Linked DNA regions of Homo sapiens: region 1 is linked to region 2. The links are chromatin contacts, found by POLR2A ChIA-PET in ENCODE. All regions are on one chromosome and are shown on one strand. The core of a region is the stretch at or near the end of the contact, and the rest is flanking DNA. Distances in the headings are between cores, read along the strand shown. Region 1 holds the start of H1-10 (H1.10 linker histone). Region 2 overlaps RAB7A (RAB7A, member RAS oncogene family).

Evidence for each region. ChIA-PET counts read pairs that join two places held with the same protein, here RNA polymerase II (POLR2A).
Region 1: POLR2A ChIA-PET joins it to region 2 with 11 read pairs in activated CD8-positive, alpha-beta T cell. The contact joins the promoter of H1-10 here to the enhancer-like site in region 2. POLR2A ChIA-PET finds 5 or more read pairs at or near these places in 5 of 52 experiments (CD4-positive, alpha-beta memory T cell, activated CD8-positive, alpha-beta T cell, activated naive CD4-positive, alpha-beta T cell and 1 more).

Annotation. Positions count from the first base shown.
Region 1 is chr3:129,314,046-129,317,637 of GRCh38, reverse strand. H1-10 (H1.10 linker histone) reads left to right here and starts at 1,352. Exons shown (of 1, transcript NM_006026.4): 1 at 1,352-2,867. The coding sequence starts at 1,736. The coding sequence ends at 2,377. It overlaps H1-10-AS1 (H1-10 antisense RNA 1), which reads right to left and starts at 1,367. Exons shown (of 5, transcript NR_026991.1): 1 at 293-1,367. RefSeq lists silencers at 874-1,213, 2,014-2,143, 2,524-2,813.
Region 2 is chr3:128,786,805-128,790,278 of GRCh38, reverse strand. All of the region lies in intron 1 of RAB7A (RAB7A, member RAS oncogene family), which reads right to left. Among named protein-coding and RNA genes, the nearest start is that of MIR12124, 58 kb to the left of the region's middle. Within about 2 kb of position 1,363, at least 10 of the 41 ENCODE cell types and tissues checked have a DNase peak (open chromatin) inside an H3K27ac peak, as active enhancers do.

The DNA of each region.
Region 1 (3,592 bases), core at 103-2,602, 530 kb before region 2:
CTGCTAGCCCTCACCCAGAGAAGCCTGCTTGGGCCCAAGGCCACAAATGCACCAACCCACCCCCTTTTCAGGGCCTTTTACTCTGTCCACCTGTAAATGTTCCTGTCTCTCACTCTGGGAACCCCAATTCGCCAGCGTCCTGTCCCCCCTCACCCCTCCATCGCTTTTCTATGCTGGGCCTCTGGAGACTGTCTCCTGCCTGCAACCCTGCCACCCCCCAGCCCCAGCCCCACTCCTGTGCCCTACATCACCTACCCCCAAAGGGATCCCCTCTCCTACCCGAGCATCTTACCCTGGCCTCAGCTTCCCCAAGTGGAGGCTGCAACGGCTTCAACAAAAACTGTCCTGTGCCTTCTCTGCACCCCCAATACTGGAATCAGCAGAGATCGGGCCGCCAGCCTTGCACAAGCCCCCCCGGGGAGGGTGGGGCCCGGGACCCTCTCCAGGACATGGTCTCCTTTGCTGTGTTCCCGCCATCATTTCCCTGTGCACGGGAGAGGGGGAGGGGTGCACCCAGGAACTAAGAGCGAATCCCTTCCCCATCCTCTCACAGGAATTCCTCTGGGTGTCACAGCCTCACCCCCGCCCACCCTGTCCCACCCTGGAGCCCCCATTTGGCTTTGGGGGGACCGGCGGCAGCTACTTGTGGATTACAAAATGAGGCCCTGGGAACATCAGCGGCAACAGGGTGGGGGGAGCGGCGAGGCAGTGTCCCTAGAGAGGTCCTGCCGTAGTCCTCCATTCCCCGGGTTGTGCCTAGGCTCCCAGAGGCACAACCAGAACCCGGGGTGCAGCTGGAGAGTGCCTCCCATCCGCCATCCCCTTTGGATGGGGCGGAAAACCCCCGAGGATGTCCTAGCGCAGTTCACGTTGCCCCAGCCGACCACGTGAGGGCGCGCCCTGTGTTAGTTTGGACAAATTAAAGCTCCTCTTGCGGGCAGGCCTGGAGCCCCCCGGGCCGGGACAAGGCTCGGGTGCCCGTGGCGTTCTCTGGGTTGCCGGCCGCCAAGCTCCCGGCCGTGGGGCCTCCTCTGGGGCCCGCGCTATTGGCCTCCAAACGAGGTGCCCCCCTCCTCTCGCGCTCCCGCAGCCTAGGGTGCACCTCTCCGTTCGCCTTTGCTGAGCCCTTCCAGGACGCAAGTCGCCTCTCCACTGCGCCGGGAGCTCAGGCCCTGTCCGGGGCGCCCCGCTGCGGGCGCGGCGGCGCTGGAGAGGCGCGGTCCGAGAAGCCAGCGGCCGGAGAAGGGGCTCCAAGAAGCACAAGTTGGCGCTGGCCCCGGACCAGGCTGTTGTTGTTCTCAACGTGGTCCGCCATGAAGCTATAAAAAGCCGAGAGAAGCGCCCTCCCGCCAGAGCGCAGCGCGCACGCCCAGCGAGTTCCAGAGGCGCCAGTGGAAGCTGCGGCGGCGGTGTCTCGCGTTCGGCGGGATTTCTCTTCGCTCCGGCTCGGCCTAGGTCTACGTCCCCAGCTCCAGCCGCCGGCTCGGACTCGGTCTCTGACCCCCAACTCGGTCCCCTAGTCCGGCCCCGGCTCCGGGCCCCCCAACCCTCGCTCCGGCCCGGCCCGGCCCCCACCCCAGCCCTGCCGCCCGGCCCCAGGCCCGGCCGCGGCCGCTCCCGCCTGGAGCCGCCGCGCGCCCCCAGCCCCCCTGCACCCCCTCGGCCCCTCGCCTTCCTCTTCCCGGCGCGGCCCCCCGGCTTCCGCGCGCCGCCCGCCACCAATCCTCTTGCTACCATGTCCGTGGAGCTCGAGGAGGCCCTGCCAGTGACGACCGCCGAGGGAATGGCCAAGAAGGTGACCAAGGCTGGCGGCTCGGCGGCGTTGTCCCCATCTAAGAAGAGGAAGAATAGCAAGAAGAAGAACCAGCCGGGCAAGTACAGCCAGCTGGTGGTGGAGACCATCCGTAGGCTGGGCGAGCGCAACGGCTCGTCGCTGGCCAAGATCTACACCGAGGCCAAGAAGGTTCCGTGGTTCGACCAGCAGAATGGGCGCACCTACCTCAAGTACTCGATCAAGGCGCTGGTGCAGAACGACACGCTTCTGCAGGTGAAGGGCACCGGCGCCAACGGTTCCTTCAAGCTCAACCGCAAGAAGCTGGAGGGCGGCGGGGAGCGGCGCGGAGCCCCGGCGGCCGCCACCGCCCCGGCCCCCACCGCGCACAAAGCGAAGAAGGCAGCCCCGGGCGCGGCCGGCTCCCGGCGCGCGGACAAGAAGCCCGCCAGGGGCCAGAAGCCGGAGCAGCGCTCGCACAAGAAGGGCGCTGGCGCCAAGAAGGACAAAGGCGGCAAGGCCAAGAAGACGGCGGCCGCCGGGGGCAAGAAGGTGAAGAAGGCGGCCAAGCCCAGCGTCCCCAAAGTGCCCAAGGGCCGCAAGTGAGCGTGTCGGCCGGTCAGAGCGGCCGGCGTGGGCTTTTCGGTGTTTTTGTTTTTCTACCCCAAGTGACGTAGATTTTGTACGGCTCACGCCGGCCGGGGCCGCGAGGCCTGGTCTGAGCCTCAGGGAGGGGCCCCGGGTCCTCTCAGTCTTTCCCCTCCCCCAACGATGTAGCGTTTTTCGTTGTTTGCTTTAGGTTTTTGAAACAGCCCCGGCGACGCCTCTATTGGCTCTCGGCCTTGGCAACGGCCGTCGTCATGGTTACTGGCCCCTAGGCGCCGATGGCCGAGGCCGCGCCTGCCCACCGGGCGGGGTCGCTGGTTGGCCGGGCCCAGGCGCGCGGGGACGCGGAGGCCGCGCATCCTTTCCCAGCTCCCCACCCTCCTTGCCTTTGGGTGCGCGACAAACAATCGCTCCGGGCTCAGGGCTGCGCGGCTCTTCCCTTCATTCCATGGGCCTTTTTTTGGGCACAATAAAGCGTTTAAACCTTTCAGCCTCTCTCGTTTAATCTGAGTGGAATAGGGATGGGCGCCTTCGGCACGCGGGGTTGGATGGCGGGCCCCTCGGGTCCTTATACCCCAGATCTGTTGGCCAGGGTAGGCCTGGAGCCAGGGGCCTTCAGCAAGGGGTGGGAATTGCTGGCTTGGGACGAACTTAAAGTACCTGGGACAGGGAGATAGACAGGATCGGTCCCTTAGGAGGGATGGATCTATCTGCCCCCACAGGGGGTCCATCGGCCATTGCGGGGAGCGGGATGGGGGAGGGGAGAGGAGGGGGGATTAATGGGTTTTCAGAGTTAATGGTCAGGGACCTAAACTTGGCCTCCAGAGAGGTAGTTCTTACAAAGTCACACCAGACTGGCCTGTAAACTTAGTCATTCTGACTCCAGCGAGGGTTAGAGTGAGATGTGACCAGGACGAAGTGTGGTGGCCAGAGAGTGGAGTTCCTGACCACAATCCAACGTGTGGTCTCAGAAGGGTATTTGCTGTCTCTGAGCCTATTGGTTAAGCTAGAGTGCAAACGGGACCCAAAGGATTGCTGGGAAAATTAGTAGGAGCAGAAGGATCTCCAGCCCTGGGACATTCTGGTATCCAGCATGTGGGATAGTTGTCTGTCCAGTTGGGCAATAGGTCAAGGTCTATTCTAACAGATGTCCCTAAAAATGGACAACTGCAAAACAGGCCCCCAAGGGCAGTGGAAACAGGGAAGCTTCTGAAA
Region 2 (3,474 bases), core at 114-2,613:
ACTCAGGGCTGGCTAAGCATTTCAGAGTTGTTGCAAATGGTACTAAACAGCTGATACTAAGAATTCCACATCTTCTTTCACCAGGACATTGATGGCTTTAAACTGGCAAAAGTTAAAAGGTATATTTTTGTACTTAATGTTCTCCCAGATCAAGAATGGGACACTTGTTTCTAGAAAAGAGCCAGGGGCCAGGCGTGGTGGCTCATGCCTGTAATCCCAGCATTTTGGGAGGCTGAGGTAGGTGGATCACGAGGTCAAGAGACTGACAAATCCATCCTGGCCAACATGGTGAAACACCAGCTATACTAAAAATACAAAAATTAAGCTGCGCGTGGTGGCACGCGCTTGTAATCTCAGCTACTTGGGAGGCTGAGGCAGGAGAATCGCTTGAACCTGGAAGGTGGAGGCTGCAGTGAGCCGAGATCACACCACTGCACTCTAGCATGGGCAACAAGAGTGAAACTCCATCTCAAAAAAAAAAAAAAAAGCCAGGAACAAAACACACTAAATGCAACTTTTGCTACAAGAAGCTGCCCAAGCAGAGTTAGCTTCAAAATGTCCAAAAGCAATTTCTGCTTTTGTTATCAATTTCTATTTCCATCTTCATGGATTTCTGAAGACTGAAATTATTTTTTAAAAGCCTATGGCCAGGCATGGGTGACTCATGCCTGTAATCCCAGCACTCTGAGAGGCTGAGGCGGGCAGATCACTTGAGGTCAAGAGTTCGAGACCAGCCTGGCCAACATGGTAAAAACCCATCTCTACTGAAAATACAAAAATTAGCTGGGTGTGGTGAAACACACCTGTAATAACTACTCGGGAGGCTGAGGCAGGAGAATCACTTGAACCCAGGAGGCAGAGGTTGCAGTGAGCCGAGATCGCATCACTGCGCTCCAGCCTGGGCAACAGAGCGAAATGAAGTCAAAGATTTAAAAAAAAAAAAAAAAAAAAGGCTACAAAGTTTGAAATTTCTAACTGGAAAACAGTTCTCTAAAGCACCGACCACTTCCTCTCACAGGAGAATCTGCAGCCAGCAGAGTAGAAAGGAAGAAAGAGTTACATAAGATCTCTGAGACCTGGTCCTTCAAGGAAAGCATTTTAGATAACATCCATTAATCCATGTATATATTAATATCCTCTAAAAATTTTCTAGAATAAGGTATATTCATAACACATTTCTTTCCTTCTGCCACCAAACCAAACCTCACCAGTGTGCATCGGAAGAAGCTCCTCAGAGCGAAACTACCAGTATTGGTACCAGTATTTGAACGATGAAACAATTCTTTCTTTCAAGTACAATGTTTCTCATAACAAATCAAAAGCTGGCATCTTCCTTTATTCGCCTGCAGTCATCACCTTCTTCATCTATGCCACAGAAAAGCCAAATGGCCACATAAGCAGACAAAATAAGGAAACATGAGCAGGTAAAAAGATCAAGAAAAATATTGTTCAAGGGCTTGGGTGGGCAGAGGTCGGTGGTCAGAAAGAGGTTAACCAGGAATACACAGGGGTACCTAGGGGAAGGGCAAAGGACTGCTATGGTGAAAATGAGGACAGCAGGGAAGGGCTAGGAAGTTGGGGGTCAGTTAGCAATTCGAAAGTCTGAATTCTTGCAGGTAGGATAACAGCTCACGTGGAGGTGAAGGCTTTATGGTGTTGCAGGAATTGAAAGCAAAGTATAGTAGTACCCACTTATCCATGGGGGGTAGGCCCCAAGACCCCCAGTGAATGCCTGAAACACAGCAAGTACCAAACTTGTCATCCGTCAGGACACATTGATGATGTTCATGTTTTCCACCTACAAATTTAATGCTTTTTCCATTGTAACTAACCACTCATCATATACTGTGGCTTTTACCTTTTGCAGTATGAGGTGTCACAGCAAAATTAGCATGATTTTCTTTTTCCTTCTTCACAATTTCAAAGATAGAAAATATGTTCTCACAAATTTTAGCAACCTCGGCATACAATTTTTTCACTTTCCTTATTAAGTCAACAATTTTTACCTTTTCACTTCAAGAGCTTCTCTGTGGCATAACCAAATTGCCAGCATCTTGTGCTTTGGGACCATTATTAAGTCAATTATGAGTTACTTGAACACAAGCATTGCAACATTGATGTGATAACCAAGACAGCTACTAAGTGACTAACGGGCAGGTAGCATCTATGGTGTAGAAACCCTGGACAAAGCGATGATTCACTTCCTGGGTGGGATAGCACAAGCTTCATCAAGCTAATCCAAACAGCACGCAATTTAAAACTTATGGCAGGGTGCAGTGGCTCATGCCTGTAATCCCAGAACTCTGGGAGGCTGAGGCAGGAAGACTGCTTAAGGCCAGGAGTTTTGAGACCAACCTGGGCAACATGTTGAAACCCAGTCGCTACAAAATATTTAATACATTACCTGGGCATGGTGGTACACTCCTGTAAGTCCCAGTTACTCGGCAGGCCGAGGTGGGAAGATGGCTTGAGCCCAGGAGTTTAAGGCTCCAGTGAGCTATGATCGCTCCACTGCCCTCCAGCCTGGGTGACAGAACAACCCTCTGTCTCAAAAAGCAGACAAACAAAAAGAAACTTAAGAATAGTATTTCTATAGTTTCCCGTTTAATATTTTCAGACCACGATTGACTGCAGATAAAGAGGATTACTATATCTGCAAAGCCATCAAAACAACAGTGTAAAATGCAGGAGATGAAATTGAACCAGGTGTTCATCACATCCACAGTCAGACAGCAACGAAGTGGCAGAGCTGGAATTACCAGGAGTGTCAGCCCAGGTCCTACCATGCCATTTTGCAGTACCAGCTCTCACCCAAAGGAGGATTCTGGCTTGTGAGGGCTGGGACTTTTAACAAGTCTTTTATGGCAATTCAGGCATACACACCAAGTTTGGAAACCACTGATGTGAAGAGTCTACAACTACTGTTCTGATTTACATGTTGTGCCCGATCCAAAACCGTAATGATAGCACTAGATATTTGAACAAATGCTAAAGGTTCAACAAAGCCATGACAGTTAAACCAATTAATGTTCTATAGTTTGTTAACATTTTTAGTTGGTTGGTGTTTCCAAGTTGCCTGTCTGCAACAACTGGGTCCTAATCACAGTTGGCTTTTCTGCTCCCCTGCACTGTTCCCACCCTAACTATGGTATCAAATTGTAGAAAACTCAGGAAGGTACGAAAGAATGAAGACAAAAAGCTACTGACAATTCCATCTCCCAGAAGCAATCACTATTAGTATTAGAGTATATGTCTTTCTAGTTTTCCTTCAAATGGTTGAGGTTATATACCATGTATAACTTTGCATCTTGCTTTTTCTATATTAAATATCTTCCCATGTTATTAACATTAAGGTTGCATGATATTCAGCACATGGATAATCTCAAAATTTCCCTTGCTGCTAAGTATGCATTGTTTTCAATTATGATGAGATGAACCTACATATACACTCTGTCAGCATAATCTGATCAGACT